Regions from separate parts of the Homo sapiens genome. Here region 2 is linked to region 1. The links are chromatin contacts, found by Hi-C or POLR2A ChIA-PET in ENCODE. All regions are on one chromosome and are shown on one strand. The core of a region is the stretch at or near the end of the contact, and the rest is flanking DNA. Distances in the headings are between cores, read along the strand shown. Region 1 has its middle 9.7 kb from the start of MED9. Region 2 overlaps PEMT (phosphatidylethanolamine N-methyltransferase).

Region 1 (6,325 bases), core at 368-2,867:
ACATACTCACTTCTGGCTCCAACAAACGGTGTGGTCCCTCACCTAAGAGCTGCGAGGAAATACCCCTGGCCATCCACACGCCAGGTGTGGGCACCGGCTTCATGCCCAGGTCTTGCAGGATCTGATAGACAGAGGGGAGGAAGGGGTGCTCCAGGCCAGCCCACACTAGAACAAACTGAGCTCCAGAATGAAGGGGACCCTGGTGATGGTTTCATTCATTTTTCAGGTGAGGATGCAGAGGCCCAGGGAGGCCAAATGACTCACTCACAGTCATGCAGCTGGTGGTGGGAGAAGGGAGATATCATTTGCATATTTTCCCCCTCCAACTCTCATGTTGAAATGTGACCCCCAGTGTTGAAGATGGGGCCTGGTGGGAAGTGTTTGGGTCATGGGGTGGATCCCTCATGAGTGGCTTGGTGCCCTCCTCACAGCAATGAGTGAGTTCTTGCTCAATTACTTCACATGGGAGCTGGCCGTTAGAATCGGAGAACTCTCTCATGTGGTGCACCCACTCTCCCTTCACCATCTGCCACAAGCAGAAGCTTCTTTTTTTTTGAGAGAGAGTCTCGCCCTGTTGCCCAGGCTGAAATACAATGGCACAATCTCGGCTCACTGCAAACTCCGCCTCCTGGGTTCAAATAATTCTTGTGCCTCAGCCTCCCGAGTAGTTGGGACTATAGGTGTGTGCCACCATGCTCGGCTAATTTTTGTATTTTTAGTAGAGGCGGGATTTCACTATGTTGGCCAGGCTGGTCTTGGACCCCTGACCTCAAGTGATCCGCCTGCTTCGTCCTCCCAAAGTGCTGGGATTACAGGCGTGAACCACCATGCCTGGCCAGAGTGGAAGTTTCTTGAGGCCTCACCAGAAGCAGATGCTGATGCCATACTTCCTGTACAGCCTGCAGAACCATAAGCCAAATAAACCTCTTTTCCTATAAATTACCCAGCCTCAGGTGTTCCTTTATAGCAACACACAATGGACTAATACAAGGTGGGATGTGGAAATAGGAACAAGTACATGACCTTGACCTCAGGAAGAAATCAGGAACCAAAAGGGACAGATGGCTTTCAGGGTAATGTTTCTAGCCTGTGTTCTACCTCCCCAGTGTCTCAATTGGTTTTAAATCTGCAGTTGGCCGGGCACAATGGCTCACGCCTGTAATCCCAGCACTTTGGGAGGCTGAGGCGGGTGGATCACTTGGGGTCAGGAGTTCAAGACCAGCCTGGCCAACATGGCGAAACCCCATCTTTAATAAAAATACAAAAATTAGCTGGGTGTGGGGCCGTGTGCCTGTAATCCCAGCTACTCGGGAGGCTGAGATAGGAGAATTGCTTGAACCCAGGAGGCAGAGTTTGCAGTGAGTCGAGAATGCGCCACTTCACTCCAGACTGGGAGACAGAGCGAGACTCCATCTCAAAAAAAAAAAAAGAAAGAAAGAAAGAAAGAAAGAAAAGAAAAAAATCTGCAGCAAATGCCTATCACTGTGGTTTTTTATGTTTTGGAAAAATCCAGGGCTGGCAGTCATGAGAGGGCTCAAACCCAGCTCCAAGCAGGGGGTAATGAGCATGCGGGGCTGTCCAGCCTCTGGTGAGCCATTGCTGGCTTACATATGTCTTGATTTTTCCGGTGGCCTTGGTGACAGCTGGCAAGGGACACTGCTTATGTAATGGCCTTGCCAGAGATTGCTTTAACTGCAGGGAGAGAAAAAGTGTGGGAAGAGCCATCCCCAAGCTAGGAAACAGAGGAGCTTCCTGCAAGGCAAGTTCAGGGGCATCTATTAAAAACTTCTTGGCAGACAAGCTTATGACCCTATAGTGACCACCAAGCCTCTAACTAGATGTCACCCTAGAAGCCAGGTGAGAGAAAAGCCAGCTGTGGGGCAAGTGCTCCAAGTTGGCCCCAGGTCTGCATGTTAGAGTCAAGCTAGTTGGTATGGTTTGAAAGTTTGGGTCCCCCAAAAGTTCATATGTTGAAATCCTAATCCCCAATGTGATGGTATTAGGAGGTGAGGCCTTTAGGAGGTGATTAGGTCACAAGGGTGGCACCCTCATGAATGGGATTAGTGCCCTTATCAAAGAGGCCCAAGGGAGCTCGTTGCCCCTTCTGCCATGTGAGAACAGAGTGAGGAGACATCACATGTGAATCGGGAGGCAGGCCCCCACCAGACGCCACAAAATGTGTTGGCACCTTGAGCTTGGACTTCCCAGCATCTAGAACTGTGAGCAATAAATTTCTGCTATTTATAAGCCACCCAGTTTATGGTATTTTGTTATAGCAGCCAGAATGGACTAAGATACTAGTTTCCTAGGTGGAAGTTGGCTTTTCTTGTAGTGTGAATCAGTGGAGATGGACTAAATATGCAGAGTTACACTGGGCAACAGTGAGAAGAGGCCACAAGCCAGGCATGATAATCAGCCACAGGGCAGCTTCTCATTGTTCCATCTTGGGCTGCAGAGAGCACTGGCCTGAATTGTGTCCCCTAAGGGACAGATCAGAGAACAGGCTCACATCTGCCAACAGCCAGCTCCGTGACCTTGGGTGAGTAATTCAACCACCTCGTACTTGAGTATCTCAGCAATAAAACGGGAGTTATGCCCCTCCCATCTCAGTGCTGTCCGGGGGATGGGAGGGTGCATATGTGCAGTATCAGGCCAGGTCTGGTGCTCCTGAGACACCCAGGAAACAGAGTTAAGGGAGCAATTCCCGCTCACTTCCTCAGGCTGCTTTCTGTTCTTTCTTCTTATGTTTGTTGTTCACACATCTTGAGAGTTGTTCATGTGCATGGTTCCCAATTAGCCAGCAGTGCAGAAAAGAAAATCAGAGATAAGTTAGGGTAAACAGAAGTCATATTGTTGCATCTTTCTTTTTTTTCTGCACTTTTTGCATTTCAGCTCTCATTTGGTGTCATATGCAACCTGACTCACAAGCTCATCATCGGTGTTAACACTACCTTAGTGGTGAAAGATTAGGATACTAATAAATATTTATGGAACCCCTGCTCCATGTGAGGCCATGTTATTAGGTGCTGTGAGGATACGAAAGGTATAAGAAATGGTGTTTGGCTCAGGAAGCTTTTTAATCTTGTGGGTAAAATGAAATGTTGCATGAGTGACAAGGCTCACTGGCGTTAGCCAAGGATTAATTTCCCAGCTGAGACACCTGTTCACCCTCCATCCATTCAGCCACAAGCAGATGCCACTGAGTCTGGTCTGAATGATGCGGGCCACGTCAAGGAACCCAGCCAGCTCAGCCTCCTGCAGAAGAGGCGTAAGAAAGAGCAAATGTGGAAGAAAAGCAGCTCTCAAAACAGCCTTAGTCGGGGGATTGGAAAGGAAACAATTGCAGGATTATTGTCTGAGGAAAACAGAGATCACACCAGATGGCAGGATGCAGGGGGAACAGATCCCAGGATTGGCACAGCTCAATTTAGGGAGCTAAAACCACACAGATGACAAAACAAAATCCTCCAAAAGCTCAAGTTTAGATCCAAATGGGTTCAACCCCCCATGACAAAACCTCTAAAAAGTTAATCAAATCCAGAGAGAATGCATATAAGTGAAGGAAATTATTTCATAAGGATAAATAAATCTATGAGAAGAACTAATAAAACTAGAGAGAGGGGTGCATCCTTCAAGGTCCTATTCCCTGCCTCCTGAACGTCTTTTCTGGAAACTCGGCTTACAAAGTCTCTCCCTTTCCAGAACCCTCCATGTGTCTGAAGCTGCATCTGGCCCTTTAGTCTGCCAACAACGTGGCCATCCATCCTTCATCCTAATGGCCGGCATTCTGCCATTATTCCCAAAGAATCAGCCATGCGTGGTGCTGATAACACCTAGCTGCTGCTGCTGGAGATCTTGTAGTGGGGAGGGGCAGCTGGAAGACAGGGATTTAAATGGTCTGTAGTGCCATGGGAACATTTCTGGCAAAAAAAGAAAAAAAACCACTTTGTAGTCAAATATCATCCATTCCCTACTCATGCCCTACCCAGCTTCCATTCCAGCCCTGGGTGATGAAACATCACTGGGTGGAACTAGTCATGATCATCACGTTCTCCTTGGCCAGTGACTGGTCTACAGGTGGCCATGAGACTCAATTTTGGCCATTAATATTCATTTATTTACTTCTAATTTTTTAATTTTAATTTTTTTTTTGAGACAGAGTCTCACTCCGTTGCCCAGGCTGGAGGACAGTGGCGCACTCTTAGCTCACTGCAACCTCTGCCTCCCAGGTTCAAGCAATTCTCCTGCTTCAGCCTCCCAAGTAGCTGGGATTACAGGCATGCACCACCACACCTGGCTAATTTTTGTATTTTTAGTGGAGACTGGGTTTCACCATGTTGGCCAGGCTGATCTGGAACTCCTGGCCTCAAGCCATCCACCCACCTCAGCCTCCCAAAGTGCTGAGATTACAGGCGTGAGTCACTGCACCCAGCCTATCTTCTCCTACATTTTAAATGTATATGTGTGTTTTGAAGATAAACTTGAGTTCATTTTGTTTTGTAATCTGCTTTTTTTCTCCTAACAGTTTGCTGTGAATGGCTTCCCATGTAAGCTAATATTTATTTACAACATGATTATCAATAAAACAATGCATTAAAAACTAAGCCAAAGGAAAAAACCCAGCAAATTCCTGTAAAAGGGCAATAATAGGTTGGGATTTGGCAGAATTTCAAGAATCATAGAGATGACAGGTAGCTTTTGGGGACCATTTTTATTGAAATGAAGCAATTGTTACTTCCTCTGGGATTCATATTTGTTGAGCTGTCCTGGAATCTCAAGACATCCCTGGAATTTTTTAAAGGGAGAATTATTTATTATTAATAAATAATTACTTCATTAATATTTATTAATATCCTATTGTTCCTGCCTGCCAAAGGAAATGGTATTAGATCTTAAAAGTTAAATGTACCTACATATACGACCATGCATACAAACGTGCTCTCTATCAGCACTGTTGCTGGGTGAGAACACCAAGGGTGGCAAACCAAGGAGCAGGTTCCATGCTGCTGGTGGGTGGGGAAGGTGCCTGCATAGAAGGAAGGCACCAGCCCTTGACAATCTTGCCTTCTGGCCACCCAGTCTGATGACTGACATTTTGAATGAGTATTGAACAGACCAATCTTTGCCTTCATACTCTTTTCTCTACCGTTGCTTCATCAAAGTCTAAACAACAACTGGTAGGCAATGCAGTATTTACCTCAAGAAGACACAGGGAGGGGATATAGCCCTCCTGATTACATGTGTATAGCCCTCTCCTCATTACATGTGTGTTTACTTTCCTGGATGGGCACCATTATGAAGCCCCTGTTGGCAAGCAGCAAAGCCCAAGTCACCCATCATAGGCTCGGCAGGTCCCTGAAGACTTGAGAAGGACCTTAATGGGTGTCTCGTCACACCCTCATCATCATATAAAACAGAAATGTAAGTACAGTTCCCACCAGATGAGTTTACCGTCCAAACACAGGACCACACATGAGAAAGGGAAGATTAGAAATTATACCCAAGGACAGAGTTGGGTTTTAGTTTCTGGAATTAAAAAGCAAGTCATCAGAATTCCCAAATCATTCTCCAAGAAGTTTGTTACCAGGGTTACCAGATAAAACTCTAAGTTTTGAAGTGTGAAAATCAGGTCTAGCTGGCAAACCAAGGGTGGGAGGAAGAGAGAGAGAGACAGAGAGACAGAGAGAGATTTATTATGGGCAAGGGAGAACTGGTTTCACGTCGTAGCCCTGACCACTAAGAAAGAAGCTTGGCAGGACGCTAACTTTTGGAGGCAACATCTATTCCCGTGCACTTGAGAATACCGTTCTAATTCATTTAGGGGTTAACTGAAAAACTACTAGTTTCAAGTGGAGCCCAGAGCAAGAACACAGCCTACAGTAAAACTAGACTGCGATGGAAGCAACTGTTACCACTCTGGTTATAGAACCCTGATCTGAGAGTTTTAGAGACAGCGTGGCACACAAGGATGCTGTGTGGATATCTGGAAAGTGCAAATAGGAGAGTTGCGACAGAGCCCAAAGACAGGAGGACCAGCATCTCTAGCAGATAACTACTTCTGATGTTTTACTGGACCCAGGTAGAGACTAAGCACCTGGCCATGGGGCGTTAAGTGACTCTGTGGCCAAAGATGACCTTCATGAGCTGGGTATTAAGTTCAGGTGAGTGTAGAACAGTTAATCAAATATTTGGGAAATGGTACATTTGGGTTTGGGACTGCCCCATGGTGGGCAGACAGACCAACCTCAAAGCAACTCAGAGAGCTTCAGTAGATTCATGAATAGGTGACCCAGAATCCGATGTCGTACAGCTCCGTTGCACCAAT
Region 2 (6,509 bases), core at 1,582-4,081, 58 kb before region 1:
CCCAGGTTCAGCAGCACTGGCCAGATTGGGGCAGATCTGAAAGGAGCCAGGGCTGTGCACACCTGGCAGGACAGGTGGAACTGGGTGTTGGGAAGGGCAGGTGTGATCCAGGTCACCGGGCCGGCTGGGCCTAGCGTGTGCAGAGCAGAGGGGGCTGACACGGTGCGACCTCGGAGAGCCGCCTGTTCATATATGCACTTGCTTGCTGGCCCAGGGCCTGCCTAGCTGGCAGTGACTGGGTCCTGTGCTGGGCTCTGCTGAGCTCCCACAAACACACCCCATCCACTATGAGCCCTGGTGAGAAGGGAGAGGGGTCCAGGCCCCGCTGGGATGCGCGGTGTGGACAGCACTTGGCGTGCACATGAAGCTTATGTGACGGTATCACAGTGACCTTGATCTGGGGCTGGGGAGGAAATGCCTCGATGGGCTGTCCTCATGCTGCTGGGCCTGGGCCATCGGGGCCGGCCTAGGGGATGCCCAGTAGCCTTGGCAGCCTCAGCCATCCTTGTCAACTCCAGTGGGACTGGGGGATCCTGAATCCCACCTCCTGATGCCAGTGGAGCCCTGAGTTTCTGTTCAGAAGGCCAATGGAGGGCTGGGCTCCACCGCCTCTGAGGTCCCTGACCTCTCATAGGTTCTGGGGGGCCAGGGTGGGATGAGGGAGAGACAGGAGTCATGGGCAGACTCCCTGCTGCCCCGGGGACGTCTCACTCAGACATTTGTATGTCACCTACAGGTACCCTGGGGGCCTTAGGGCCCCTCCTCTCTTCATGGAGCCCAGCTAGTGGCCCCCTCCCTTCCTGGCTCCCTGCAAGGCGAGGGAAAGAGGAGAGGAGAGAAGGCCTCGGAGCGCTGATGTATCCATCATTCCACACAGACCCGTGCTTGTTGAGTGCCTCCTCGGGTGGTAGCCCCACGTGGGATTCAGCATAGTGCAGGCAGAGGTGGACACAGTGTGAACTGTTAGGCCACAGCCACATCTTGCCGGAGCCGCAAGGCAGGAGTTCAGGAGTGAGAAGGCACTGGCTGCGGCTCCTGGGGCTGGAAAGGGGGCCAGTCAGGCAGGCAGAGGGGTGGGTCCAGCTGTAGAAGCGAGATGGGGGCGGTTCGGGAGGCAAAAGCAGGAAGGCAGAAGGAAGCTTGGAGCTCATGAGCCCCTCTGTGCTGGCGCACGGCCCACGTCCTCTAAACAAAAGGGATGGGCTCCTTCAGTGGTTCCGTGGGCCCTTGGCAAAGCTCGTGGAAACACCAGCTCCTCCCCAGCATTCATTACCAATGCGAAGCACTAGCCCTTTGCTTGGGGCATTCTAGACCCCCAGGTGCCTAGGCTGGGAGCCCTGGGCCAGGTGGTGGGGGGGTCCTGGCTGTGGAATCCAGATGGGACCTACCACTGCAGCTGGGTATTAGGCAGATTTAGCCAGGGAAGGACAAGGTGAGAGAGGAGGAGCTTCTGAGAGTCCATCAAGGGCTGGCCGCAGAGGGGAGAGGCCTGGCAGCCGGCGAGCCCAGTGTGGCACAGGTCTGTCTGCCTGTCCTCTCCCTGGGGACACTGCTTCACAACAGACTTTCTTCATCAGCTTTGCCGGGGCCTGTCAGGCCAATAGCTTGGACTTAGCCTCTTGACTCTCACCCTTTTGCCCATTCCAAAACAAAACAAACAGCAGCACCGCCATGCGCCCATGTGCCTGGTGTAGTATCGTTCCAGGCATTTCATGGGCAGGAATTCGCTTAATCCGCACAGCAGCTCTGTGACGCAGTCGAGAGTATTATTAGCTCCATTTTACAGATCAGGAAACAGGCAGAGAGAAAGGAAATAACCTGCCCAAGCTCCAAGCTGCAAGTAGAGGAGCCGGTGTTTGAGCCCAGAACCTGGCGCTGGGAGCCACGAGCTGCCCTGCTGGGCACTGGGGTGGACACTTGCCCATCAGTCCTTCAGTGAGTGCGAAGGAGCCGTGTCTCACTTCAAAGAGGGATTTAAAAATTCTACCCTCACCGGGCACAGTGGCTCACTCCTGTAATCCCAGCACTTTGAGAGGCCGAGGCGGGCGGATCACCTGAGGTCGGGAGTTTGAGACCAGCCTAACCAACATGGAGAAATCCCGTCTCTACTAAAAATACAAAATTAGCCGGGCATGGTGGCGCATGCGTGTAATCCCAGCTACTCGGGAGGCTGAGGCAGGAGAATCACCTGAACCCGGGAGGCGGAGGTTGTGGTGAGCCGAGATTGCGCCGTTGCACTCCAGGCTGGGCAACAAGAGCGAAACTCCGTCTAAAAACATAAACAAAAATAAAAAACTCGACTTTCTGCGGCCTCACTTCAAGGATGCGTAGGAAATTTGAGAGACCAATAGGAAGTCTCTAGGAAAGGGTCTTGTTCCCAGAAGGGGGTCGTGCTTCTTGGGCCCTTACTGCATAGCTGGGCTGGTGTAGGCCTTGTGGGGTGGGAGGCTGTGTTCATTGCCAAGATTTGAGAAGCCTTGGCTTTTATGTGAAAAACGCTGAGTGTTTAATTGTTGATCCAAATATTTTAAACATGCTATGAGTTTGACCAGAACACATCTTGGGCTGCCAGTTACAACCTCTGAGTCCAAGGACACCAAGAATAGCACCCTGGAAAGGGCAGGGAAGAAGCATGGGTCCTGGCGTGGAGACAGAGGCCGGAGCTGCCACCTCAGGCCAGACGGGCACCACGGGCATGTGCATGGGCAGAGGCCGTTCCCATCTGAGTGGGACCCAGAAGGAAATCAGACACAGTCCCTGCTCTGAGCCACGGATAGGGGGAGAGACGGGCGCTCTCACATGTCCTGGGCCACATGCCAGGGCTAGGAGCCTTTCATCCCTCACCTGCTCTACCCCTCCTTCCACGCTGGCCGGGGATCGGGGTGGGGGGTACTGTCCGTCCTGTTTTTCGTACTTTGCAGCTGACTCAGTTTAGGTAGCGGGCAGCTGAGTGATTTGCCTATGAAGTGCTGTCGGCTTTTGGCGAATGTCAAGGCCAGGATGGTGTCCCTGGGTCTCGACCCCATTCCTGTTTTCCTCCCACTCCACTTGCCTTGGGCCTGTCTCTTCTGCCCTAGGGTAGAGGCTGTGGGTGAGATTTGCAAAAAAAGAAAAGGAGCCGGCATTTGGGGAGGAGACCTGTGTGTTCCAGAGCTCAGCTGGGAACTCCTTGCCAGGGTGTGGGAGAGGCTGGGCTACTGAATGGAGCAAACACACACCCAGGGCCCGGTTGCATTAGGGTTCCAGGTCAACAGCACAGACTGTTTTAGGATTAAAAGCAGTCCCATGGGACAGGTTGCACCAAAACATTGTTTGTTTGTTTGTTTGTTGTTTGATACAGAGTTTCGCTCTGTCACCCAGGCTGGAGTGCAGTGGCACGATCTCAGCTCACTGCAACCTCTGCCTCCCGGGTTCAAGCGGTTCCCCTGCCTCAGCCTCCTGAGTAGCTGGGACTACAGGTGCACACCACTGTGCCCAGCTAAATTTTTGTATTTTTAATAGAGATGAGGTTTCACCATGTTGGCCTGGCTGGTCTCGAACTCCTGACCTCATGATCCTCCCACCTCGGCCTCCCAAAGTGCTGGGATTACAGACGTGAGCCACTGTGCCTGGCCAGGTTGTTGTTTATCTGAAGCTTACATTTACCTGGAGGGTCCTGGCAGTGCCGGGGAGAGGAAATTTGAGCCAGGGTCACGGAGTGTTGGGCAAATGAATCCCCACTCTAGGATTCTGGAAATCTAGAAGACAGGCAAAAACCAGGAGCAGTGAGAGCAGAGTGCTGGGCCACGCCGCTGCCTACTAAGGGCTCACATGCATGGCCCTGGGAGGCGACTGCGTCCGGCACCCGCTCATTGTTGGATGAAACGAGCAGCTGGGCTCCCAGTGAGGACACGGTGGTGCTGCCAGGCAGGGAAGGAAGTTCTGGGAGTCCTGCTGGCTGCTGGTTTATCGATTGCCTCGGAATAACAGCCCCATCGAATACCAGTTCGCTGGGAGGCAAGGCGTGGTTTCCTCTTTTTCTTTCCCACATGGGTTAGTCTTGCTTGATGCTTTTCTGTTGTCGTTAGATTGTTCTGAAAGCTCATTTAGCATCAGCTCTTTCCGAGGCTAAGGGACAGGTGTGGCCTGGGTCTGTTGGGGGAGGGGGGCTGTATGGGAGGCTGAGGATGGCAGAGAGAACCCTTGAAGGAAAGGTTTTTGTTGTTTTTGTTTTTGTTTTTTGAGATGGAGTCTTGCTCTGTTGCCAGGCTGGAGTGCAGTGGCGCGATCTCGGCTCACTGCAACCTCCGCCTCCTAGGTTCAAGCAATTCTTCTGCCTCAGCCTCCCGAGTAGCTGAACTACAGATGCACACCACCACTCCCGGCTAATTTTTGTATTTTTAATAGAGACAGGGTTTCACCGTGTTAGCCAGGATGGTCTGGATCTCTTGACCTCATGATCCACCTGCCTCGGCCTCCCAAAGTGCTGGGATTACAGGCGTGAGCCACCACGCCCAGCTGGAAAGGTATTTCTTTATCATTAGGGAAATGCAGACCAAAGCCACCTGACACCCACTAGGATGGCTACAGAATTTTTTTTCTTTTCTTTGTTTTTGAGACAGGGTCTTGCTCTGTCTTCAGGCTGGGGTACAGTGGTGTGCCATCTTGGCTTACTGCATCCTCAACCTTCTAGGCTCAGGCAATCTTCTGGCTAACTTAATTTTTTTTATTATTTTTTTTTTTTTTTGGAGAGACAGGGTCTCACTATGTCTCCCAGGCTGGTCTTGAGCTCCTAAGCTCAAGCAATTCTCTCACCTCAGCCTCCCGAAGTGCTGGGATTAGAGGTGTAAGCCACCATGCCCAGTGTCCCCCACCCCTGAAGGCTATAATTTTTGAAAAGGGAAAATAACTGGTGTTGGGGAGGATGTGGAGAAACTAGAATCTTCATGCATTGCTGGTGGGGCTGGAAAATGGGGCAGCCACTGTGGCAAACAGTTTCACAGCTCTTCAATAAATAGATTTACCATGTGACCCAGCAATTCCACTCCTAGGTGTATACCTGAGAGCACTGAAAACACACATCCACAAAACACTTGGGCACGATTGTTCCTAGCAAGCGCCCGTATGTTGCTTGGCTTTGGCCTTGGTCACCGTGGACAGTGCTGCTAACGCAACCTAAGTGTCCATCAGCTGCTGAACCGGTGGACAAAATCTTTATATACTGGAGTCGTATTCAGCCGTAAGAGGGAATGAAGTGCATTTACGCACTGTGGCACAGACGAACCTTGAGAACGTTACATAAAGTCAAAGCAGCCAGACACAAAAGACCATGTAGTGTGTGATTCAGTTTATATGAAACGTCCAGAATAGGTGAATCCATAGCAACGGAAAGCGATGAGTGGTTGCCAGGGGCCGGCAGATGGGGGATGGGGAGGACGGGGTTTCTACTTGGGGTGATGAAATGTTCTGGACTTAGACCGTGGTGATGGTTGCATAGCTAAAAACTACTTTGAATTTTATCTCAGAATTGGAACAAAACAAAACAAAGCAGGCTGTGGTCCTGGGCCCCCGCGGTGCTCTCTGCAGACTGCTCCTCTTCTGCCCCCACCCCACCCCACACATTCCCAGCAAGGTCACCGCAGCCCCCTCCTCACCCCTGCAGCGCTTATTCCTTCCGCCTTTTGAGCTTCCCACAGAGTCAGCAGCGGCCACCTGCTGAGACCTGGACTAGGGCCTGCTTACCTTCTGGGAGAATTGGCTGCAGTGCCAACAGCTGGTTGAGGGGAAGGCCCGGGAGCTACCTCCTTCACTTCTCCTTCCTGTAAACTTTGGCATACCCTGCCCCCCGCCATCTGCTGCCCCCTAGCCTGCCACTGCCAAGGAGCTCTGAGGACAGGGGCCAGAGGACTCACTAGGGAGCCACCTTCTGGGAGTCAGTGGCCTTGAGGAAATCATCGCTAATCACTCTCCTGCCGCAACTGCTGGGAAAGGCAGGTCCACTTGGGAAGTGGAGCAGGCAGCAGTCATCGCTGGGGCTGGGGTGGAGGTAGGTGGCTGGGAGCAGGCCTCTGAGGCTCTTCCTGTGCACACACAGGCGCCTACTCTGGGCCCACAGACAACTTGCTCACATACCTAGAGCCCAGCCCCTGACCCCAGGCTGCATGCTTGTCTTTTTGCATCCTCCTTGCCCCCTCCCCTCCTCTCCGTTCCTTCCTCAGTGTGCTGGGCCAGGCCCGGGCGATAACCAGCTCAGGACTGTGGAAACAGCAGGCAGGCAGGAAGAGCTCCCTTCTCTCCACCGTTGGTGGCCAGATGTTGAGATTCCAGATGTGATTAGTTTGAAAAAAAACAAAGTAAAAGGATTCTGAGGCTAAAAGTCACTGTTTGAAAGTCTGTGCCTTGAGAAGAGCACTTGGGCAGAGGGAGGAGGGTGAGGGGTTTTCTTTGCTTTGCTTTGCGCCTGTGATGGACACTTTGTGAGGCCCCCAGCGGAAATTTGGGCCTGTGCTCTGAAGGCCGCGTGCTCCTGC

What was found. A loop is a pair of places that touch in the nucleus more often than their neighbours do. ChIA-PET counts read pairs that join two places held with the same protein, here RNA polymerase II (POLR2A).
Region 2: a loop to region 1 is called in a map of endothelial cell of hepatic sinusoid, with 7 times the contacts of the local background. The contact joins two enhancer-like sites. A Hi-C loop is called at or near these places in 2 of 168 maps with a recorded cell type or tissue (endothelial cell of hepatic sinusoid and endothelial cell of umbilical vein). POLR2A ChIA-PET finds 5 or more read pairs at or near these places in 3 of 52 experiments (PC-9, T-cell and naive thymus-derived CD4-positive, alpha-beta T cell).

Annotation. Positions count from the first base shown.
Region 1 is chr17:17,464,148-17,470,472 of GRCh38, reverse strand. No RefSeq gene overlaps it. Among named protein-coding and RNA genes, the nearest start is that of MED9, 9.7 kb to the left of the region's middle. Within about 2 kb of position 1,617, at least 5 of the 41 ENCODE cell types and tissues checked have a DNase peak (open chromatin) inside an H3K27ac peak, as active enhancers do.
Region 2 is chr17:17,522,818-17,529,326 of GRCh38, reverse strand. The region is part of intron 2 of PEMT (phosphatidylethanolamine N-methyltransferase); the gene reads left to right. Among named protein-coding and RNA genes, the nearest start is that of RASD1, 30 kb to the right of the region's middle. Within about 2 kb of position 2,831, at least 10 of the 41 ENCODE cell types and tissues checked have a DNase peak (open chromatin) inside an H3K27ac peak, as active enhancers do.